Regions from separate parts of the Homo sapiens genome. Here regions 1, 3 and 4 are each linked to region 2. Evidence: chromatin contacts called from ENCODE Hi-C or POLR2A ChIA-PET data. All regions are on one chromosome and are shown on one strand. The core of a region is the stretch at or near the end of the contact, and the rest is flanking DNA. Distances in the headings are between cores, read along the strand shown.

Region 1 (6,141 bases), core at 2,792-5,291, 220 kb after region 2:
TCATGGGCTTTTTTTAGTTGTTACATATATAATTTTTTTTTGCTTTTTAAAAATTGATACATAATGTACATATTTATAGGGTGCATATGATATTTTGATAGATGTATACAATGTGCAGTGGTCAAATCAGAGGCATTGAGATTTCCATCATCTCAGAAATTTATCATTTTTTTTGTTGGAAACATTCCAAATCTTCTCTTATAGCTATTTTGAAATATATTATAAATTATTGTTAACTAGAGTCACTCTACTGTGCTATCAAACACTAGATCTTATTCCTTCTATGTAACTGTATTTTGTACCTATTAATCACCCTCTTTGTTCCTTCTCCCTTCTCTTCCCAGCGTCTGGTAATCATCATTGTATTTACTACCTGTGTGAGTTGTTTTTTTCTAGCTCCCACATATGAGTGAGAACACACAATATTTGCCTTTCTGTACCTGGCTTATTTCACTGAACATAATGTCCTTCAGTTCCATCCATGTTGCTGCAAATGATAAGATTTCATTCTTTTTATGGCTGAAGAGTACTCCGTTGTGTATTTATATCACATTTTCTTTATCCATTCATCTGTTGATGGACAGTAAGGTTGATTCCATGTCTTGGCTATTGTGAATAGTGCTGCAGTAAACATGGGAGTGCAGGTATCTTTTTGATACACAGATTTCCTTTCTTTTGGCTACATACCCAGCAGTGGGATTGCTGGATCATACGGTAATTTTATATTTATTTTTTTGAGAAACCTCTGTACTGTTTTCTGTAGTTGCTGTACTAACTTACATTCCCACCAACAGTGTATGAGTGTTTCCCTTTTTCTGCATCCACCTCAGCATCTGTTATTTTCTGTTTTTTTTTGTCATTGTTGTTGTTTTTTGTTTTTTTTTAGTAGCCATTCTAAATGAGGTGAGATGATATCTTATATGGTTTTGAGTTGCATTTCACTGATGATTAGTGATGTTGAGTATGTTTTTCATGTACCTGTTGGCCATTTTGTATATCTTCTTTTGAGAAATGTCTATTCGGATCTTTTGCCCATGTTTTAATCAGATTACTTATTTTATGAACCTTTTTTTAAAGCTGGTGGGACAACTCACCAAATTTATTTCCAAATTTATCAATTTATACTCCCAGTATGACTTGCAATGTTTGTCTTTCTGTGCCTGGCTTATTTCACTTAACATAATGTCCTTCAGTTCCATCCATGGTCATGCAAATGACAAGATCTCATTCTTTTTATTGGCTGACTAGTACTCCATTATGATTTCCTTTCTTTTGGCCATATACCTAGACATGGGATCGCTGGATCATATGGTAGTTTTATTTTTACTTTTTGAGAAACCTCCGTACTGTTTTCCAATGAGATTTCCTATTCTTTGCATTTCCCTAAATTTATTTGCTCACCATTGCCCAGGCACCATTGTGCAAACATTCTTATCACCATCATCAATGACCCTAACTTAGGGCCATATATTGTGTACCTAAACCTTATCCTGACTTTGGAAAGACTAAAGGGATTGGTCACAGGGCCTGCTCTGCAGGGCCTCCCAGGCAAGGATTCCTTTTACTTTCCTAAACTAATATGGCCCCTTAACAGGGAGCGCACATTAAAGTTAGGATCTGATATGAAATCTAAAAAGGGCTTGCTTGTTTTTTTTTGCCCTTGGTGATTCTTTAGTTTTGCCTCTGGATGTGTTTCAGCTCCTTGGCTGGTTGTGTAGTCAGTTCTGGCATGGCTTAAAGTGGTTAACCTCTTTTGTGTTTATCAGAACTGGTGTCCTTATCTGCCTTTTATGGAGAAAGGCCTTTCTGGGCAGCAATGTTGAATGAGCCTGGAAAGCCTAGATGTGGTCATTTAATTTCTCTTTTAGGCTACTGTTGTCTATGGCTCACCAAGAGCAGGCTGATTAGGAAGCTGAAGTGTCTGGTGTCACCTTGATTAGGTCAACTTCAATGTCAGGTGAAATAAGATCCAATGCATTCAGGTGTTTCTGGAGTTTGTGGTAGGTAATCAGGATGAGTTAAATTTAGCTGGGATTCATTTGGCTGGAATATTGAAAATAAGAGAGTTCCCTGAATATAGATGCTGGAGAGACAGCCTAGCATCTGGGGAAAAGGATGTGTTTTTCAGTTATGGGGATCCAGATTTGGGGCTGTTTCTCTTTCCCCCATTACATATCATTTTCACTGTGTTTTCTATTTCTCTCTTTACTTATCATTGGTTAAGTCTGATTATGTGCCCTTCACTGATGTTTGGGGTTGAGTATGTTTTCAGGCATATATTTGATACGGACACTCTATGTTACGACACTTCAGTTTTGTAGAGACTGCCTTTATTGTACACTCTTCTGGCAGTTTAGGTGTGCTGCCACCAAGTGGTAGAGTACCTGAGCTCAGTTGCCCAAGAAGACATAGATGGGTTTTGTCAGAGGCTCCAATGGTTCTATTCTGGTTCTCTCCTCATTAAATCTGGGATTTTCCAAGCTTTACTGTTTAAAATTTTATTGAAACACTGAAATTTAAGCAACCAATAAGCAAGGATTACTCTTCTTCAACTACAAGTGAGTTTGATACAATCTTTCTCAAAGAACTGTAGTAAATGATAGATAAAATAATGTTTGTGAAAATGTTTCACCTGCTATGTTGAAACTGGGAATTTTATAATAATGCTATTTTGGGGATATAAATAGTGTGGTGTTTCTATAATAATTCTTTTTAAAATAAAATCAAATTTAAAAAAACTAAAACACTAACAAAAAACATTCCTGTTGGTTTTGCCTTCATCTTTGGTAGATCTGAAGTTGCAGTGCCCCAAGCGAACTTATCTCTTGGAGCTCCCACTGTCCCCCTGACCTTTTTCATCAGCCACAAACATTGAAGATAAAACATTGAAGATAATTTGTCTTTTCAGACCTTCCTTTCCAGACAATATTTTCTTTCTCTCAACATGGAAGATGAGTACAAGAAAAACAAAACTATCTAGGGTTTCTGTTGCAGAGAATTTAGCTTGGGTGTAGGCACTCATCAGTTGCAGAAGATTTCTGTACCAGTTTGCCTCTGTCACTTGTATTGAAAAAAAAAAGTCTCCCCCTCGCCTTCTCCACCCCATCTCATGTTTTCTTAGATTGCTTTAGAAAAAAAGATTTATTCAGAATTTTGTTCTCAAAAGTCCAGCATTACCTAAACAAAACAAGTGATTTGAACAGCATTTAAAGATTTTTGAATCTGGAAAACTCATATAATGGGGGTGAGTCCCATCCCTTCTATGAGATCTGAGTGTCCTGAGAGAAACCACACAACTTTCTCTCTGATAGGTGGTGAACCTCTTGCAGGTTGGAATGGTTGGTTTTGTTTCTTGCCCCTGAGGGTGTGGAGCACCACCTTGCAAACTGGCTGAATTCAATTAGACTGGAGGCTCCCCAAGGAAAAAGGAGAGGGCTTCACCCCCCCCATACTCCTTAGGGCCAATGCCGGGATCTCTATTTCAGACATGAAGTACCTGAGGCCAGACTGAGGTTTCCTTCAGGAGGTTCTCTTTCCTCTGTCCGGGGCTGTGACCACAGGGGGTTACCCAGGCCAGAGGTGGGTGGACTGGCACTGTGGCAGAGTGGGGCAGAGCCTTCTGCCAGGGGACGGAGCATGGATGTACCTGCGAGGGAACTAGCAGTGGACTCAGTCTCACCAAGGAGCTATATTCTTGTTTCTAAATTAAGCAAGTATGACAGCCAGCCCCATTTCTCCTGGAACTTAGATGGGAGCACTTTGTCAGCCATGGTGACTCAGCAAGGATGAATGTTTTTCGGATAATTTACTGACGTAATTCAAGCATGTGTCCTGATGGCCCTGGCCCCTCTTTCCTTTTCTCTCAGAGCCTCCTTCCTCTCTGCATTTCCCATTTGTTCTAGGTCAAGTGAGGACCAGCCTTGGTTTTGAGAGCTACTAAAAAACTCTAAAATCAGTACATTTTTCTCCCTTGCATCTCCCAGACTGTTCTGTCCGGAGCTGGAATTTTATCTGTTTCCATCGCTAGTAATGCATGTGCCAGGTTTTGGCCTGGTGCCTGAGACAAGGTCTGAACCTTGTCCTGTGATGCACTCCACCCTGGTTCCCTACACAGGAAGAGAATGTCCTGGATCTCCAGACCATAAGCTGTTTTCCTTTGCAGGAAATTCAGGCTTCACCCTCATTGGCTGAAGAGAAACTCCCTGTTTTGAACTTGGAGGAAAGCAAGACCATTCCTCACCCTCTTGCAGCTCTGACTATGAAGGAGTGCTGCATTGGGAAGATTGCACATTGGTTCAGATTTAATTCTGTGGATACACAGGACACTTGTTTAGTTCTTACATACACACAAACTCAGAGGGAATGGTCAAATGATCTCTTGGCTGAATTTGCAGATTAATGGGGTGGGGAATGGGGGAGGGACCCAGTTCTTGCCTTCAGGAGGTTTGTGGTCTGGTTAAGGTTTCAGAATCCACAGGAGAAGACAAAAACTGAAAGCTTCCAAGGCAGCAGCCACACAAGCATGTCAGTTAAATGGACGTAATCAGACATAATTTACTGGTGGTAAAAATCTGACCTGGATTGTAAAGGAAATAGATGAATTGGAATTCTGGAGCTTAAAGGCAGGAAGAAGCTGTAGAGGTCTGCCAGGCCAACTCTTTCTTTTAAAAAGAGTAGAATGCTGTCTAAAGGGGTCCAGTCATGGGCTCAGGGTCCTCCAGCTGGCTAGGGTACCAGTCCTGAGCTTGCTGCAATCATACATACACTGCCCCCTAACATAGACCCTGCCTGTGGGACAGCAGGGTGCCTAGAGCAGCATGCACAGGATAAGGGCCTCTATGAAGTCATATGTGGAGGGATTCTTCCACCCTATATGTGAGCTTCCTGAGCTTCTGAGCTAGTTATGCATGGGGGCAGCCTAGTTTATTCTGATTTGGAGCAAAGACCTGGAGCCCTTGGTCCTCCCTGTTCCATTTCAAGATCCAAACATGCAAGCCTTCACCTCCCACAGGGCTCCCCGACTCCAGCTCTTTGACCTCCCTTGTAATTCCCAGGTTCCCACTAGTGTCTGAGCCATCACAAGGTTTTTCCTCCATGTAAACCATGGGGATCTCATCAGTCCCCTCTGCCAGGGCAACCCTGGCTGTGTGTCAGAGGGAAGGCAGGCTAGCTAGAGGGTAACAGCCGCCTGCCCTGCAGGAAATAGAGCTCCTGCACTGGTTGGTAAAACCCAGTGGGCATGGCCTGGGGGGGGTGGCTTTGTGTGGCGTGTTGCATTGTGTGTTGGTGGGGATGGTTGTGCATGTGTCTGCGTGCTGCAGGCAAAGAGCACTGGGCTTTCAAGAATGTGACTGCTACTTAAGGAGAAAGAGGAGGAGGGAAGGAGAGGAGGTGTGTGCAAGCCACAGCAAGGACTGTTTCCTGGAGGAAACATGTGGTTTATTAATGAGGATTCCACCTGGCCTGCCAGGAAACCAGAGCCCAGCTGGAGAGTGTGTGGGGGTTCCTGTGAGAGGGCAGGGAGAGGTGGGGGTGTGACAAGAGAATGAGGAGTGGTGATGGCATGGTAGTAGGCCAAGCCTGGGAGAGTTGCTGCTCTGTCTCCTGGACAGGTCGGGTGCAGCACCTGAGTGGGAGGCAGCCCATGGCTGCACTGTTGCCATTTCTCTTGAGTCCCCTCAGCTCTCTTCTCTTACTCCACGTTTTAGAAAGGCTCCTTGTGTCTTACAGTGGGGTGGCTGAGGCACTGTGCTTAGACAGGTCACAGTCTTTGTCACAGATATATGTGCTATGATCATAATGATATTTTTTAAAGTTAAAAGATGAATTGTTTTTCATATAGCCTGACTAAGGGGAGTGGGGAGCGGGAAAGAAGGAGAGGGTAGAGAAGGCCAGAAGAGAGTACCTTGGGGGTTGTCTGAGGAGGGCTGCGGAAAATGGGAGGGCTATGTGGGTTTTGGTTTCCAGTTCTTTCTTTCCCTGTAGTGCTTTGGTTTCCATTTCATTTCTGCTGCATGTTCTGAATGGCCCAGAAGGAAGGGATGAACAGCTCTGTGAGGGAGGGTGGGAAATAGGGCAGGAAGCTGCTGTCCTGAAATGGATGTCAGTTTCCATCCCACTCCCATCTGAACCCACCCCTTT
Region 2 (6,117 bases), core at 3,604-6,103:
TCTGATCTTAGGGAAAAAGCTTGCTGTTAACTATAGATTTTTGGTAGATGTCCTTTATTAAGTTAAGAGAGCCCCTTCTATTCCTAGTTTGCTGAGAGTTTTGTTCAGAAATGGATATTGGATTTTTGTCAAATTATTTTCCTGCATCTACTTAGATGATCACATGGTATCGCTTTTTTAAATTTAAATTTTATTTTATTTTTTGAGACATGATCTGACTTTCATGCCACCATGTCCGGCTACTTTTTGTATTTTTTGTAGAGATGGGTTATGCCATGTCGCCCAGGCTGGTTTCAGTCTCCTGGGATCAAGGGATTTGCCCACCTTGGTCTCCCAAAGTGCTAGGATTACGGGCGTAAGCCACCATACTCGGACTTGTATTGCTTTTTAAATATGGTATATTGGTTTCCTAGGGTTGCTGTAACGAAGTAGTGCAAACTGGGTAGCTTAAAATAATAGACATTTATTCTGTCACAGTTCTGAAGAGAAGAAGTCTGAAATCAAGTGTTAGAATGGCCATGCTCCCTCTGAGACTCTGGGGAGAATCTTTCTTTACCTCTTTCTAGCTTCTGGTGGTGGCTGTCAATTCTTGGTATTCTTTGCTGCTGCGTCACTCCAATCTCTGCCTCTGCCATTACATGGCATTTTTCCCTATGTGTCTCTGTCTTCTCTGTCTTCATATGGAATTTTTTTTTCTTCTTATCGGGACACCAGTCATATTGGATTAGGGTCCATCCTAGTGACCACATTCCAAATTTGATTATATCTGCAAACACCTTATTTCCAAATAAGGCCACTTTCACAGCTACCAGGGGTTAGGACTTTAACATACCTTTTTTGAGAATACAATTCAACCCATATCATGTGGTAAGTTACATTGAATAGTTTTCCAAATGTGAAACCAACCTTGTATATGTGGGATAAACCCACTTGGTTATGATGTATTATCCTTTTTATATATTGTAGATTTTATTTGCTAAAATTTTATTAAAAATTTTATTCCTAATAAATATTCCTAAGGAAGTAGTCTACATTTTTTTTCTTATATGGCCTTTGTTTAGTTTTGGCATCAGAGTAATGCTGGCCTCATAGAAGTAGTTGGGAAATATTTCCTCCTTTTCACTTTTCTGGAAGAGTTTTTGTGGAATTGATATTATTTCTTCCTTAAATGTTTCATAAATTTACCAAAAAACCCATGTGAATCTTGAGTTGTTTTGTGTGTGGGTGTGTGTGGGGAAAGCTTTTAAGCTACAAATTTAATTTCTATAGTAGATAAATAGCTATTTAAGTTAGCAATTTCTCCTTGAGTGAACTTTAGTAGTTTGTGTCCATCTTATGAAAGTTGTCAAATTTGTTGGCATAAAGTTGTTCATAATATTCCCTTATTATTATTTTTACATTTATAGAATTTGTAGTGATGTTACCTCTGTCATTCCTGCTAGCAGTAATTTGAGATTTTTCTCTTATTTTCTGATCAGTCTGGGTGGAGGTTTTTTTATTTTATTGATCTTAAAGAACCCACTTTAGTTTCATTGATTTTTTTCTTTTGTTTTCCTGCTATTTTATTGCCTTCTGCTCTGATCTTTTTTATTTCTGTTCTTCCACTTTGATTTCGTTTGCTCTTACAGTAGAATAGGAGCTTATTGATGGGAGATCTTTATTTTCAAAATAGGTATTTAGCACTATAAATGTCTTTCTGCTTCAGCTGCATCCCACAGATTTAGACTGCCTTAGCTGCATCCCACAGATTTTTATGTAATGTGTTTTCATTTTTATTCACTTTGAGATTCTTTCTAATATCCCCCTTTTAATTCTTTTTTTGGTGGGGGTGGCAGGGGACAAAGTCTCACTGTGTCACCCAGGCTAAAGTGCAGTGGCACAATCTTGGCTCACTGCAACCTCTGCTTCCTGGGTTCAAGTGATTCTCATGCCTCAGCCACCAGAGTAGCTGGGATTGCAGGCAAACGCTACCATGTCCGGCTAATTTTTGTATTTTTAGTAGAGATGGGTTTTGCCCTGTTGGTCAGTCTGGTCTTGAACTCCTGGCCTCAGGTGATCCCCTGGCCTCAGCCTCACAAAGTGTTAGAATTATAGGCATGAGCCATGGTGCCCAGCCCATCCTTTGAATTCTTAGTAGCTCATGTGTTATTTAGAAGTGTGTTATTTACTTTCCAAATATTTGGGAGGTTTTTCTAGATTCTTTTTGTTATTGATTTCTAGTTTAATTCTATTGTGGTCAGAGAACATACTCTGATTTTTTTTTAAAAACCAACTTAGGTATAATTTATGTACCTCTTTGCATGATTTTAATCCTTTTAAATTTATTGAGATTTGTTTTATGGCTTAGTGTATGGTTTATCTTGACAAATGCTACCTGTGCATTTGAAAAAATGTGTATCTGCTGTTATGGAGTGGAATATTCTATAAATGTCAGTTAGGTTAGGTTGGTTGATAACATTGTTCAAGTCTTCCATATCTTTACTGATGATCTGTCTCCTTATTCTATTAATTACTGCATTTTACAGATATTAAATTATCTGACTATAATTATAAATTTTTATATTTCTCCTTGCAATCCTATCAGTTTTGCTTCATGTACTTTGAAGCTATCTTATTAGGTGCAAACACTCTTAGGATTGTTACGTCTGCTTGATGAATTGAAATGTTCCTCTTTATCCCTGGTAATATTCTTTGCTTTGAAGTCTTCTTTGATATTAATATAGCCATGAACACTTAACATTTTAATAGAAGTTGCCAAATTTCCTCTCAAAAAAAGTTTGTGTCATTACATAAGGTGTTCCCCCTTTCTTGTCTATATCTTGAGATTTTGATATGACCCTTCCTCTAAACATGTAATGTTTCTTCTGAATTGTGATGAGCTAATGCCTTGCCAGGCCACTGGTTCTTTAGCTGCACAATGGTGGCAATTAATTAATAGCAGCTCTGCCATCACATATGTGTGTGCGGGGGTAGGGGAGCAGACCAGGGGTTAGGCAAAGGATTAAGGGGAAGGAAGATTTTGAAAAGACAAATGAGAAGTATTTTCATTGTCAGAAAAGGCATAGGCAAAGGGGCATCTTAAGCCAGTTCAAGATACTAGGGCCAGATGAATTAGATCTCAGGGCAGTGAACTTGTGATGTCAGAGTCACTACAGAGGTCTGATAGATGTACTCAAGGTTGGAGACAGGTCTGATAGGTGTATCCAAGGTTGGAAACAGGTACTTTTTTTTAATGGGTGAAAAAAAATTAGACTGTTTGTGTCAGTGAAGAACGTGATGCGTACAGGGAGCCAGAAAGTGTTCACTAAAAACTAATTTAATTCATTTTATTTGCTACAAGTTTACACAGTTGGTGGATCTGCATAGGCCCCAGTTGCCTTGGCCCCCAGAGAGAGGTGGAACCAAACAGGTTACTAGAGACAAACAGATCCAGGAGATTCTGTCTGATGGGTTGCAGTCATTAACTTCAGACCAGTACCTGGTTTTCCTATTAGGCGTGTTTTAACACATTAGGTCAGGCCACCACTTCTCCATCTGTCTGGATGAGGCAACAGCGAACAGCGCTCAGCAGACCTTATTAAGTACTCAGGTCTTAAAGACCCTCTGTTTGGTGGGCTCTGTAGTCACTAGAACCATAAACACACTACTGGCTAATTATTGTTTAATTATTGCTTAAAAACTGATGGGCACAATACAATCACCGCATTAATTACCCCATACAGCATCTGTTTTCTTTTTTGCAGCCATCCCCATTCCTCCCCAGCCCCTCTCCCCACTTTAATTGAAATTCAGCTTGCTGTAACACCTCCTTCCTCCTGGCCAACTGGATCTCTCCATTCACATGAGGGAGAACAAAACCGAGAAGGCCCCAGGGATTAGAGAGTTTTGACAGCTGTCCAAGAGGAGCGCGGAGATACGGGCCAAGTACGGAGGCAGGACAGAGACAAACGAGGGACAAGAGAGTGACGGAGGGAGGGAGAGATAGGCAGGGAGACATCACAGGAGCATTAAACTGGACAAAGAGTCACAGAGACAGGCGGAGATGTTTAAAGGGGCGCTGAAAAGGGGAAAAGGACGAGAAAAGATAAAAAGGAGAGAAACTGTGGCGAGCTGGTGAGGAAAATGTGAGAGGCTCAGGAGGGCAGGGAGACAGAAGAGAGCTCGTCAGGAAGGAGGGGAAGAAAGGCCGGCCTCTAGGGACAGGTCAGTCCAGCTTGGAGACCGATCTGAAGATCCAGAGAAGGCGGGCGGGCAGCCTGGTGGTCCCCTCACACACCTGGGAGTGGAGTGGACGGAGGAGGTGGCCGCGGGGCCGGGAGGAGCACCGGCGGCGCGAGCGGAGAAGCTGAGCGCGCAGCGCCCGGGCCGCAGAGCCCCCTGGACAAGCCTGGCGTGTGCCCTGCAGCCCCGGGCTCGCCCGGCGGCCCCGCCCCCTCCCTGGCCCGGGCTTTTCCTGCGGAGCTCAGGAAGCCGGCCTAGCACAGCCTCGAACAATAGCTCGGGACTCGGGCTCCGCTCCCCGGGAGGCCGGCGCGGGGCCGCTGGGACTGGGGGCGTAGGCGCCGCCGGGGGCCCGCAGCGAGCCCTCGGCCCCGGCCGGAGCTTCAATTCAGCTCGGCGCTCCCGGGGTCATTGTTGGCCGGGACTGAGGGAGCGGGAGCCGGGGGAGGAGCTGGGGAGGCGGCTGCTGCGGCGGCGGCGGCGGCGGGAGCCAGAGGGGGAGCTAGAGAGCGAGCGAGCGAAGGAGGGAGGTAGCGAGTGAGCGAGTGAGCGAGGGAGGGAGGAGGTAGGGAGACAGGGAGGGTGGGAGGGAGGAGGAAAAATAAAGAGGAGAGAGCGGAGCAGGGCTGAACAATAGAGACAGGCAGACGGGCGAGCAGGAGAGCCAGCTGCCGCTGCTGGGGGACAGCGGGCGCCCAGGCAGCCCGCACCCCGGCCCCGGGCCCCGGCCCCAGCCAGACAGCAGGCGGCCAGCGCCCTGGGGAAGGGGTACCATGGGGGAGCTGGCGGCAGGCACCCCCAGCCCGCCGCGCGCCTCCGCCTGAGGGAGGCTCAGCGTCCTCTGCCCCAGCCCCGCCGCCCAACGCCCGCCCTCGAAGCTCCGCGGCCGCCAGCTCTGCGGCCGCAGCAGCTGCGCCCCGCGCCCTCCGCCCACCGGGCGCCGAGCAGCCCTCGGCCCCAGGCTTCTTCGGCTCCCGGCTGCCCGCGGACGCCCTCCCACAGTCATGAACCCCCCTGAGGGAGCAGCGGAGGAAGGAGGAGCAGCAGACTCGGACGTGGACGCCTTTTTCCGGACAGGTAAGCCGGGCAGGGCGCGGGGGGCCAGGGCTGAAGGCTACTGCCTCGGACGCGGCGTCTCGGACAAGTTTGGGGAAGGAGGGCTGTTGCTGCCGCGTGCGTGTTGGGGGGCAGTGCCCCCTCGGCGTCGGGGCTGGAGTTGCCGAGATTCTGGTTGTTATGGCAGTGCTGGCTGCGTCTGGGGAGGGCGTGGGGGCTGGGAACTCCGCGCCCCTCCGCCTTCACCCCAGTTGCGGGAGTCTGTGTTGGGGAGGTGGGAGGCGGTCCCCTCGGACCGCCTTCTCCCAGAGCGCGGGGATGGGCGGTGTTGGCTCACTTTGCAGCGCGCCGCTCCGGCTACCGGCGTCCCGGCCCCTCCCTTGGCTCCCCCTCCCCTGTGCCTGTCAGCGGGGCTCCCGGCGGCCGCCCTGGGTCGGCACCCCTCCTCGCCGTCGGGGGCCCGGGGCCCTGATGTGCACAGAGGGGCGGCGGGGACCCGGAGCCGCGCCGGCTGCAGACTGACAGGAGTGGGGCGGAAGACATCGGTCTCGCCTGGTGCGTGTGGGGAGCTGGTCCCTCTGACTTGAGAGGCAGACCCAGCTGGGAGGGCGGTGGGCGCCTCGGACCTCCCCCTTGTCCTCCTCTTCAGTTCTGGGAACGGAGGAGCTATTCATAAGAATTACTCATTCCTGGAAGTGTGAGTTAGCGTCCCTCTCATACACACCCACTAAGTCTCTGCTTGCTGTGAGGTGTAGAGCCCTGAGATGTCTTTCTAGCTCTTTGCGCCCCTGCCATCGTCCAAGTCCCGGGTCCATTGCTCCTCCTGCTCCCTGGCTACAC
Region 3 (5,855 bases), core at 2,215-4,714, 170 kb after region 2:
GGAGAGTGACAAGCTAGTTTCCTTTTATACTCTGGAGAGGGAAAAAAGAAATGTAACAAGAAGGATTGATGTTTTGCATTCATTTATTCAAATAATTTTTATTAAGAAGTTACATATGCCAATCACCATGCTAAATGCTGAGAAAATAATACTGAATTAGATGCAATCCTTTTTTCTTAAAGAGTAAAGGATCTTGTGCAGAAGTCAGAACAGTGGCCGGGCAATTACCATGCAGCGATCTAAGTGCTCCATTGGAGGGGTATGTGGCTAGCCTGAGCAATATGAGCCTGTACAGCAACACACATCAGATGGGTAATTGTAGAAGCTTTAGAGAATGTCAAGATCTGTTTCAGCTGTTTGAGGTGGGTGGAGTGAGGCAAGATAGACAAGATGGCCACTGGAAGGCATCATCTATTATTGGATTTGGTTTTTTAGTACCTCTTGTGGGTGAGTTTTGATAGAGCATCCTACCAAGATGCATGTTCTTTTGGCAAGAGTAAGAGGTTCCTGAAAAGGTTTTTCAACCTTCTCTGGTATTTGCCAGATTCCCCATGACCGATCCTCTTCTGCATATGTCTAAATTTTGAAATGGGAAACTAGCATCATAAACAGGAAGGTGGGTGGCTGCAGCAGTGGCTGCAAAACTCAGGTATGCAGTGTGAGAAGATGGTCAGTGGTGTAATGAAAAAAGTACTGGGTTGACAGTAGAAAACTGGGTTCCTAACCTGGTGCTACCACTAGTAAGCCGTGGAATATTTGGTAAGTAACTTCTTTCTGAGCCTCTCCCTCAACTTATAAATGTGGAATAAATCGTCTCTGCTGTCTTAGTTCATTTGGGCTGTTATAACAAAATACCATAAACTGGGTGGCTTACAAACAACAAACCTTTATTTCTCATAGTTCTGAAGGCTGGGAAATCCAGGATCAAGGTGCCTGCAGATTCAGTGTCTGGCGAGGGCATGTTCCTCATGAATAATGCCTTCTGTGTGTCATGGCAGCAGGGGCAAATGGGCTCTCTGGGGTCTTTTTTAAAGAACACTAGTCCCATTCATGAGGGCTTTGCCCTTAGGACCTAATTATCTCCCAAAGGCCTATCTTTAAATACCATCACGTCGTACTTAGAATTTCAACATATAAATTTGGGGCAGGGGGACAGAAACTTTCATTCTGTAGTTCATGCCTTAGAGAATTGTGGTGAACAATGCATGAGAGAATGCATGCAAAAGTGACTCAGCATGTTACATGGGAGGGGTTACATCTGGGAGCCTGAGAGGCTTTTCTAAGTCTGGGGTATATTTTTTTCACAGCTTTTCACATTGAGAGAGCAGAAATTAAGAGCCACCCTACACCATCCCTCTTGGGAGGGTGGTGTAAGTGTCCTTTTGATTTGTGAATCCGTATGTATGGCATAGATAATGCAGGTTAGTGTACTTAATATCTATTCCAAAAACCTCTTTCCTTCCTTTATTATCAAGGATAGAGAGTGAAATACTTAACTTCCCAGCTTCCCTTGGCACTAAGGAAGATGTGACACAATTTTGACTATTGATATACAGGCACAAGCCAATGGGTGATCTTCTCTTCCTAAATAAAGGTAAAGCCATCCAAAGAAAAAGCTATTTGCTTTTCACCCTCCTTCCTCCCTAGAATGGGGATATGATGCCAGGAGATTCTGCAGCCATCTTGTGACCAAGAGACAAAGGCCACGTATAAGACAACAGCCACCATTGAGGCAGCTCTGGAATGCCAGGTCCAACCTCTTACTTAAGACAAATAAGCACCTTACTTGTTTAAGCCATTATGGTAGAGCTTTCCGTGACTCTCTGCCAAATCCTAATGTAGGATTCTGAAGTCTGGGAAGTCCCGGCTGAACTTGGGCTCAGAAGCTGGTGGAGATGCTGCATGGTGCAGGCCATCCCTTCCTTGCAGGAGGAACAATGGCTGTCCTTGACTCCATCTGGCTTAGCTCCTGGTCACTCCAGTGTCTTGGCACTTCCCCTGGAGGACTGGAGCTTTGTGTGTGTTTTCTTTTTTAGGAAATAAGAAAACATCACTAGTATTCAGAAATTTTCCCTTCCTGAAATAGAATCCTTTGGAAAAAAAAAGGATTTAAAATGCTGTTCTCGTCAAAAAACATTTATAAAGTCTTGGTGTATGGTGGCTATGCTGTGGTCTGTACAGGTTGATGGATGTGATCTCCATCCTCCTAGAGCTCCTTGTGGGAAGGCAGATGTGTAGACCTCCCCCTGGGTGCTCCTAATCTAATGGAGGACACTGAGCATAAACAAGTGATAGACCTGGGAGTGTTTGCTTTTTGAGAATGTTTAACTTTTGAGGACTTATAAATTAAGTCTATAAATGCAGCTAAGGGAGTGGTTCCTGTCTTGGGGGAGAAGTGGCTTTTACTTGGGCCACATCTATGTCTCTAGCTAGGTTTGGCCCTTGGAGCCCTGACCAGCAGCTGCTGAAAACGAGGCTCATGCACTCAGCAGTCTGGGGCCAGCTGGAGCCCTGTGATGGGGCCAGGCTGGGCCAGATGCTGGGGCGGAGTGGGAAGCACTTCTTGTCACATCTAATCAGTCCCACTTCTTCCTGTCTCCTACCTCCCTTCACTTGCAGGGGAAAGCACAGCAGCTTCAGAGCTAGCTCAGGTTGCAAGTATGAAATTTTATGTGCTTGGCATGTTTCATCTACATGGAAGTGATTTGGAAATTTTACATTAGGAAAAACATCAGCATGAAGATCTGGAAAGTTCCCTCTTTGTGTAGAGAAGTGGCAGCCACTTCACTTTAGTTTTTTTGTTTGTTTTGTTTTTTTGAGACTGGGTCTCACTGTGTCACCAAGGCTGGATTGCAGTGGTGCGATCACAGGTCACTGCAGCCTCAACCTCCCAGGCTCAAGCGATTTTCCCACCTCACCCTCCCAAGTAGCTGGGACTATAGGTGCGTGCCACCATGCCCAGCTAATTTTTGTATTCTTTGTAGAAATGGGTGTTTCACCACATTGCCCAGGCTGGTCTCAAACTCATGGGCTCAAGTGATCTGCCTGGCTAGGCCTCCCAAAGTGCTGGGATTACAGGTTTGAGCCACCGTGCAGCCTACCCTAGTTTTTTAATGAGAAGTCGGGTAACCTAATTTTCTTTGAACCCTCCCTCCTCCTCCTCCTCCTGGTCTCTTTTCCTTCACCTTCTGTGGGGCTCTCTATCCACCCTTCCAGCCTGCCTGCTCCATTTGTGGTATTTGCTTGTCCCTTCTGTGATTATTTCTTACAACAGATACAATGGGGGCCCTTCCACCATACTTTTGCTTCATCACCTTTTCTTCAAGACACACCTCTTCCCCTCTGGAGAGTACAAAATGTGATTCCCTTAATTCCTGAGAATCTTCTAGAGTCTCTGGAGCTCTCAATGCTGCTGTGGTCCTCTGAGGCTATCCTGCTGCCCTTCTGGCTGTCTGCATCTCATTTGCAGTGTGTCGTGCCAGCTGGCAGGCTGGGCCGTCAGCACTCTCCACTCGCAGCTTTCTTGTTTCCTTTCCTCCCTGACAGTTCTGGTGGTTGCTCAAGTTCCATTAATGTTTTATGTGCTGCCCCCAGGAACCTTGGTTGCAGTACTCTGGGGAAGTTCCCACTCCTCCTTCCTCCTCACTGCAGAACTTTGAGGATAGAGAGATCATTTGTTTCCCAGAAACCTGGTGTCATCGGTCATCAAGCTTCCAATTAGCTGAAACTCAGTGCAGCAGTTTGGGGTGCCAACATTCTCCCTGACCAGGGAGGGAAAGCTCCCAGGGACAGTGATAGTCTGGCTCGTTATCCCTGAGCTGAGAGTCAGCCTTCTCATTAACCCATTCTCCTGGGCTCTTCATTAGCACTTCTGACCAAGACAGGTTCTATTTGATTGTGCCCATTTGGTGGGGATGGAAATTAAGACCAAGGGAACCAGGAGGCTGGGTTTCAGGTCATGTAGTGAGTTGAGGGCAGAGCCAGGCTAAAGCTGATATCTTGTTTTCTGACTACTGGTGCTGTGATTAGCATCTTCTATTGTCCTCAGGGGACTGCTGGAGCCTGCCATGGGCTGCTGCTGGAAGAGAGAGGTTGGAGGGACCCAGGCAGCAGCTTCCATGGCTTTATACGTATTGCTTGGAATAATGTTCCCAAAGCCGAGTGATAAAGAAAAATAATAATAATAGGGCAATAACTAACACTGACCTCCTCTATGCCAGGAATTGTGATAGGTGCTTTCTGTCTTCCAGTAACCTACCAATTCAGGAGTCTTCCCATTTTACAGTTGAGGATTCTGAGACTCAGAGACATTAAGTAATTGCCCTCCAAAGGTAGCTAACAAATGGCAATTAGCCTTTCTACCTTACACTCAGAGTCCTGCTAGATCTATGTGAGCAACACGGGTTTGAATTGCGTGGGTCCACTTATACATGGATTTTTTCAACCAAATGCAAATTGAAAATACAATATTTGCAGGATGTGAAGCTCTTGTATATGGAGGGCTGTCTTTTCAAATATGTGAGTTCCATAGGGTCCTCAACTGCAGGACATGAGTATGTATTCTTGGGTTTTGGTATACGCGGAGGTCCTGGAACCAAACTTCTGTGTATACTGAAGGGCCACTGTAATTGCAACCTCTTCAAAAATGGGAATCCCCTGTAGATCTCTGTTCTAAGTATTTTTCTGTTCTCTGGCCAGTCAACCTTACATAGGTTTCTTCATAGGACCCTTTAATTGCCACAATTATTGTTTTGCTCTTATGCTTTTATGAGTCTGTTCATTATGCTTTTATGAGTCTGTTCAGCTCTGGCAAACACAATTCTTTAGACTCATTGAATCTAAATATAAATGTAGATACCAAATTTTCTACTTTTAAAAATCTTCTAAACCAAATGGGATGATCAGCCAGGTTTAGGAACAAACTGCTGTGGGCTACAAATTAAAACACTAATTTCTTTATTTTTCACATGGGGATTATTCTCCACATGTGGAGTGTTTACTTTAAAAGAAAAAGAAATGAATGCAGGCTTACTGCCTGTAACCACTCCATAAGCTTCTATGCTCCTTTCTCCAGATATTGGATTGGTGCATACTCATCTAATTAAGATGCACTTTGATTCAAGAAGTTAAATGTTGTGTAGATCAAAGAAAAAAATTCCAGTCATTTATCTTTGGCTTTGGAATTCATCATGTGATTTTATCTTCAGCTTTGGATTATCTGTGCTGCTGCATTAATGTGCTAACTGCACGTTTTTCTTTTTTTAAAATAATCCCTGTTTTAGAATTTACCTCAAGGGACCTGTGATGCCTCCCCCATCTCTTAGTTTAAAAACTAAATCTCTAAGGTCTTTCTTTCCAAAGCTGTCCTCCGCACTGCTCCAGAATTTAACTGCCTCCCCACCTAAAACTAGTATTTTCTTTCCAAATTATTTCTTATCAGCTTATTAGGAGAACTCCTCATGGAACTGTCAGAAGGTTGAGCTGTGTTAAGGGAGACATACTTCTTCCTCATTCCCTTGTGTCTTTGTAACATTTGCTTTTACTGTTTCAAGTTTTTGTTTGCAAAGTCTGCAATCCAGGAATTATTTCCTTATTATTGGTCCTGAAATTCCAACAAAACAGCGTCAGGACATAGTGTTGCCTTGCCATACTGGTCCAAATAGGAAGGCATAGTCAGTGACGTGCTGGCAATGTTTCCAGGGAAGAATAAAAGCCCTGGTTGTGGTGTTTGTAACATTTGCTGATTTCTATTGTGTAAATACTCCTATCATAGCAGATTTCAAGCTACCAACCTGTTTAACAACGAGCTGGCAAAAATTCTGAAAATTACAATTAGTTCTCAGAAACCAGAACAA
Region 4 (6,051 bases), core at 2,065-4,564, 150 kb before region 2:
TGTGCAGCCAAAACTCAAGGAAGAATAAAGAGAATCCATCTGCAGAATGGTGCAGGTGGGAGAGGGGCGTGGCTTGTATGGGCACTGCTTCCCCGCACAACCATGTCTGCCTGCTTGTAAGGTAGGAGGCTGGGGGAGCACAGGGAAGAGATAGAAGTCACATGGCATAGGAGCTCATCACAGTGACATCGTTCTGTCCCACTCTGGCTCACTGCTGGACGGTTCCTTGATTCTGAGCACTCAGGCCACCCAATAGACCCTGCTCAGGCCTAAGCATCCACATGGACATTTTCCATGCAAATGGCCCTGCCTCATGTCCTCTGCATGCACCCTCTGCTGGCCAAGTTGAGCGAGGACATTGTCTTTTGTTGGGAAAGGATACTTTTTAAGTGTTGTTTCTAAATTTTACTACATTTGCTGAAAAGACAGGACAGGAAGCTTTTAAGAATGAACAATCTCCCAGCCTGTGTGGGTTGGTTTGAGCTGTGAGAGGTGCAGCTGGGCTTCCAAGTAGGCTTATATTTCCAGACTCCCAAGTATTGTTCTCAGAAAGATACTAAATAAGACACCCCATACTCATGGGACACTGTACCCATGTCCCCAAGCAAGGCTGCATTCTGAAACCCCCACCCCACCTTATGAACTTCCTAAAAGACAGACAAGCCAACTAGTTGTGTTTCAAACTCTAGGCTCATCTTATATTTTGAGGATAAAAGCAAGGGGTCATTCTCAAAGACACTGAGTATATGGTGACCCCAGCGCATTCACAATCTATGCCTCTGAGACCAGCAAAGATCTCCCTAGCCAGAGACCCAGAACCTTTCCCCACCCTTGGAACTCAAAGGCCTCTCCCCTCTGCACCATCTGGGTCACCTCCTTCTCTGACAAGCCTTCTCAGCAGATTACCCCCGCCACCTGCCAGCCAGGAGCCCCTCCTCTGCAGTGACTGTAGCTGTCTGTCTACCATTTTCAGGCAGCAGGTGGGGCCACCTGGCCTTACCAGTTAGCCTAGGAATGTTCCAAGGCCTAGTCTGCTCTGCATATGTTTTCTAAGATCTGGCCCCTGGGGAAGCAGCCCCTGATGAAGGGGTGAGCAAACCTCACACAAACAGCAACTACTCTGGCTGGGTGCAGTGGCTCATGCCTGTAACCCAGCACTTTGGGAGGCAGAGGTGGGCGATCACTTGAGCCCATTAGACTAGTATGGACAACATGGTAGGACCCCATCTCTACAAAAAATCCAAAAAACTAGCCAGGTGTGGTGGCACACACCTGTAGTCCCTGCTACTCAGGAGGCTGAGGTGGAGGATTCCTTGAGCCTGGTAGGTCAAGGTTGCAGTGAGCTGAGATCACGCCACTGTACTCCAGCCTGGGCAACAGAGCCAGACCCTGTCTCAAAATAAAAAATAAAAATAAAAATAAGACAAGGAAACATCTACAATGCTGCAGCTACCCTCCTCCTCAGCTAGCCAGTTATTACACAAAAGAAACTGAACATGGGAGATAAACCAGCATAAATGCTTCCCCACTGTGGGGTGGTTCTCCAAGCTCATGCTTAGCTGCAAATGAGGTCCAGCATCCTTTGTATCATCAGTGAACAATGAGACAGACCTGCACATCTTGGCAAAAAAAGCTCTTGTGCATGTCCCCAGAGTACCCGCTACCCAATCCAGCATCCAGAGTCCAACCACTCCGGACCCAGGACCAACTGCTCAGGTTCCTCCCAGACCCAAGGCTCCTGGCCCACTGAGAGTGGGAGAAAAAGGGGTAACCTCACTCTGGGCAGGAAGGAAAATTCCATGCTGCCCTAGAGCACTGTGGTGCCAGCAGCATCATCCTCCACAGTCCCACAGTGTGCAGGCGGGGAAGAGACTAAGAGAATCACGGAAGAGAGAAGGAGGTCAAGAATTTAAGAGAAAAGAAAACAGTTCTATTAGAACCCTAAATGCCTTGTAGGAACCTAGTAAAGTCACCAGATGCACCTACACTTCTCCCAGAGACTTGCATTGTTGATTCCTGATTCTTTGAAGTGTGGGCGGGGTTCCCCAAATGGTCCTCCTAAGCCCACCATCTGGAAATAATTTATTGATAAGTGCATTTTGACAAAAAGTATTCCATTCAGGTGGAGAAGAACACAGCCTCTCTTGGAAGGGGGATGCAGCTCCAGGGCAGGCTCTCAAAGGCTGTGGGGTGGGCGGGTCATTGCATATACTCTGGTCTTTGCACTTGGGGAGAGGAGGGATGGTAAAAACCAACGGCCTGAGGTCTGGCATCATGCCCACTGCCCAGGTGTTTCCCTACACCCACCCAGCTCCCTGAATCACAACAGCTAATTTTACTCCCTCTAGACTCTAGTAGAGCTGGGTCTTCTCCTTCTGGCTACGAAATAGAAAGTGCCCCGCACCCCAACACACACACCCCAATCTAAAAAAAATATATATCCTTGAAACCATTTCCCCATCAGCCCATCTTCACATCTGCAATGCCACTCCTAGAAATTCAGTCCTTTGGGTCTTGAAGGGTTTTAGTTCCATAAGTTCCAGGGAGGGGTCTACCTCAACCATTGACAACTCACATCTCCTGAGAAGTTTATCCAAAACTTTCCAACTGCAATCATCGGCGAACAAGGTCCCTCAACAATGGGACCCCAGTTAACGCGAAGGAGGCAGAGCGAGGTAAGGAGCTTAAATGAGGAGTATGGAGTAGGAACAAGTCTGCAAAGCCCGCGCCCCAGCTTCGCCTGGGATGGCCAGGTCTGGCACTCGCGGGCCGCCTTCCCCGCCCTACCTTCCCGGAATCACATTTGGGCTGGAAGGACCTTCACGTGGCACCCCCTTCCCAGAGGCCGTCACCGAGTCCTCTAGCGAGGGTCTGGGAGCTGGGAGAAGGGTCCGCTTCTCCTCCGCCCCTCAAATCAAAGGCACCCCCTTCGGATGATTCCTAGAAAGGCAATCGCATCAGTGTCCCCAAGCACTTCATCTCCCCAAAAGAAAACTCGTGCAGCCTGGCGTCACTGGGGTCGTCTCCTTACGCCCCTGACTCCTCGCCGCACCCCGGGGCCCCTCTCCATTAGGGGAGTCGGGAGGCACAGACGGTGGGGGTCCCAGCCCCCACCCAGAACTCCCACCCTCGGAGCCTTGACTTCCAGGGCCCGCGCCTGGACAAAAGCATGGGGCGGGCTCACTCACCCGCGCGGCGAAGGCGGCCCGGGAGCCGGGGCACCGGCGCTCGGCGGGGCGCCCCGGCCGCAGGCGCACAGCGCGGGCTCCGAGCTCGCTCAGCGCCCTGCTGCCGACCGGGCGGCGCGGGGAGCCCGCGAGGCGCGTCCGGGACTGGGCAGGGCGGGGCGGGGCGGGGCGGGGCGGGGGTGAGCGAACCGGCGAGAGAGAGAGCAAGTGGGAGAGCGGAGAGCGGACGCGCGCTGAGGAGAGCGAGTGAGAGCGCGGCGCTACGGGGTCAGGACTCAAACCACCCGCTCCAGCCCCCATGCACTGATTTGCATGACATTTGCATAGCGCTCGGGGAGTGGACCTGCTGCCCTTCCCGCCACGCCCACCCGCCTTCTGCCTCGGAGTCCGGAGCGGAGAATCCGCAGCCAAACCTAGCGCCAGACCCGGGCCCCCCTCGCACTTATCCTGCACCGCCCCAGTTAACTCCTCGCAGGCGGCGGTCAGCGGGCTGGTACTGTCTTGGTGCGTGTCTTAGTCCTACACTGGGAGACCTAGGCCTTAGGTCGGGGTCTGATGCTAGCTTCGTGAGCGTGCATGAGACACTGGCTGCCTCTGGGCCTCAGTTTTCTAATCTGTAAAATGAAGATGTCAGCGGAACCATGGGGCTAAAGTTTTAGTGCTGGAAGGTTGTCTATGTAGTTTTTTTCAGACATCCTCCAGTGGTGCAACTCAGCCCCATGGTTCCTCTGACATCCTCCCTTTGTGTGTGTTAAGAATCTCTCATTGGTTTGGAAGATACCTACAAAGTTCTTTAAATTAAAAAAGGGGAAAGGGGAGGGGGGGGAGGGGAGGGGGAGGAGGTGTTTCTGGTTTTGGCTTGCTTTATATTTAGTTTGCACCCAATATGAAATATTTTATAGCTTCTGATCTCTTCACTTGGACCTTCTTTTGTTTTTTTTAAAAAAACTGTTTACTGCAGGTTAAGGAGTGTTTTTAAAAATTTTTTAATTGTAAAATAAAACATAAATACAGAAAACCACAAAAAACAAATATATAGATATATAGACTAGTGAATTATTATAAAGGGAACATCCTTGTAATCACCACCTGGATCAAGAAATAGAACTCTGCCAGCCACCCCAGGAGCCTCTCCATGTGCCCTACCTCAATGACAACCCCCTTTCTCCCTCCTCCCAAAAGTAACCACTAACCTGACTTTCATGTAGTCACTTCTGCTGCTTTTGTTTTTCTTGGTATCTTCCAAGGGTGCACCTTACCCCTCCCCCCACTCTTTTTTTTTTTAATTTGATTTGCCTTTTCAGTCTTTTCCTTACAATTATTTGTTAAATAACTTAAGCCCTTGATCTGTGAGGTTTTCCAGAGTCTGGGGGTTGCACATTCATGAGGCAATTCAGCATGTTTCTCTGTCCTCTGTATTGACAGCAAGTTGGCAGCTGATCCAGGGTCTTCCTCAGACTGAAGTTTGATGTCTTTTGTAAGATTATAGATGGTTGTGTGTTCTTTTCTTCAAGAGGTACATGATCATGATGTCTGGTGTTTGCTCTTTTTTGAGGTTAACAGCCGTCGATGCTCAATTCCTAGATTCATTAATTAATTGAAGTTTGCAAAATCATGGTATTCTAATAATTTTGTTTTCATTTATTAGTTCATAAGTGGATAAGGAGATGCTTCCTCTCATCTACTATTTGATTACCCTGAGATAGGAAAGGCACGATGAATACCTGCTTTTTTTTAAAAAAATTACCCAGTTTTCAAGTTAAGGAATTGATTCTCTGTCATTCTTAGATTTCTTTAATATCATTATAAATTCATGAATTTAAATATATTTGATAGGTTTCCATCTACGATATTAGAGCTCAAATTGTCCCATCTTTGGCCAGTAGGAGCTTCTTCAATATGGCTCCTGGCTCCTTTTGATAAGATTCTAGTAGTCTTTTTTTTTTTCTCTCTCTCTCTCTCTCACTAGTGTGCAAAGAGCTTCAAAGACCCTAGAAGTCTTTGATAGCTTCCTTGCTATCTGATATGACAAGATGTTCCAGGCACATCTGTACATTTGCTGCCTCAAACCTGGAATCAGCCATTTCTCCAAGAAGCTCTAGTTTTTTTGTTTTTTCTTTCCTTCCTTCCTTCTCTCTCTCTTTTTCTTTCTTTTTTTCTTTCTTTCTTTCCTTCTTTCCTTCTTTCCTTCTTTCTTTCTTTCTTTTCTTTCAGATGGAGTCTCACTCTGTCACCAGGCTAGAGTGCAGTGGCACGATCTCGGCTCACTGCAACCTCCACATCCCTGGTTCAAGGGATTCTCCTGCCTCAGCCTCCTGAATAGGTGGGATTATAGGCACGTGCCACCACACCCAGCTAATTTTTGTATTTTTAGTAGAGACGGGGTTTCATCATGTTGGCCAGGATAGTCTCAATCTCTTGACCTCGTGATCTGCCCACCTCGGCCTCCCAAAGTGCTGGGATTACAGGCATGAGCCACCCCGCCTGGCCAGAAGCTCTAGTTTCTTTTGTTGAAATTTTAAGATAACAATATGAGCACTAGGAGTATTCATTGTTACTAGGTTGGTAACTGTTTCTAGGCCTTTTCAATAGACAGAGCTACTAAAGAATACTTCATTTTTTTATATTCTAGAGAAATATTATTCTTCATAATATTTTCATCAGTTTATATTATTTCCAATTTAATTTCAGGACTGTAGTTTTTACTTAACATATATTACATTAGGACCTCTTTTCTTTCATGTAGAGAATTCTGGTTCTCAAGGACAAAAGGGAGGATGAAATTAGAATATCCCAATTTACTAATTTGCTTTAGTTTGCATTAAACATATAATAATAATCTCAGAATAACAATATTAATACT

The links. Hi-C counts contacts between places; a loop is a spot of excess contacts on that map. ChIA-PET counts read pairs that join two places held with the same protein, here RNA polymerase II (POLR2A). Pooled maps may share reads with other maps.
Region 1: a loop to region 2 is called in a map of spleen, with 3 times the contacts of the local background. The contact joins the enhancer-like site here to the promoter of KALRN in region 2. A Hi-C loop is called at or near these places in 6 of 168 maps with a recorded cell type or tissue (Caco-2, cardiac septum, heart left ventricle and 3 more), 1 of 37 single-sample maps with no recorded cell type and 11 of 50 pooled maps. POLR2A ChIA-PET finds 5 or more read pairs at or near these places in 3 of 52 experiments (A673, AG04449 and activated CD4-positive, alpha-beta T cell).
Region 3: a pooled map shows a loop between it and region 2 (2.3-fold over the local background). The contact joins the enhancer-like site here to the promoter of KALRN in region 2. A Hi-C loop is called at or near these places in 2 of 50 pooled maps. POLR2A ChIA-PET finds 5 or more read pairs at or near these places in 3 of 52 experiments (GM12878, Panc1 and SK-N-SH).
Region 4: a pooled map shows a loop between it and region 2 (4-fold over the local background). The contact joins the promoter of MYLK here to the promoter of KALRN in region 2. A Hi-C loop is called at or near these places in 5 of 50 pooled maps. POLR2A ChIA-PET finds 5 or more read pairs at or near these places in 2 of 52 experiments (BJ and WTC11).

The regions. Positions count from the first base shown.
Region 1 is chr3:124,244,815-124,250,955 of GRCh38, forward strand. All of the region lies in intron 3 of KALRN (kalirin RhoGEF kinase), which reads left to right. Among named protein-coding and RNA genes, the nearest start is that of MIR5002, 110 kb to the left of the region's middle. RefSeq lists an enhancer at 3,023-4,222. Within about 2 kb of position 4,042, at least 20 of the 41 ENCODE cell types and tissues checked have a DNase peak (open chromatin) inside an H3K27ac peak, as active enhancers do; they include heart left ventricle, psoas muscle and spleen, where a contact is called at or near this core.
Region 2 is chr3:124,028,516-124,034,632 of GRCh38, forward strand. It overlaps KALRN (kalirin RhoGEF kinase), which reads left to right and starts at 4,854. Exons shown (of 60, transcript NM_001388419.1): 1 at 4,854-5,298. The coding sequence starts at 5,226. RefSeq lists a silencer at 4,370-4,829.
Region 3 is chr3:124,199,452-124,205,306 of GRCh38, forward strand. The region is part of intron 1 of KALRN (kalirin RhoGEF kinase); the gene reads left to right. Among named protein-coding and RNA genes, the nearest start is that of MIR5002, 69 kb to the left of the region's middle. Within about 2 kb of position 3,465, at least 7 of the 41 ENCODE cell types and tissues checked have a DNase peak (open chromatin) inside an H3K27ac peak, as active enhancers do.
Region 4 is chr3:123,881,018-123,887,068 of GRCh38, forward strand. It overlaps MYLK (myosin light chain kinase), which reads right to left and starts at 3,315. Exons shown (of 34, transcript NM_053025.4): 1 at 3,189-3,315. It also overlaps a transcript of CCDC14 not described here. RefSeq lists a silencer at 3,195-3,354.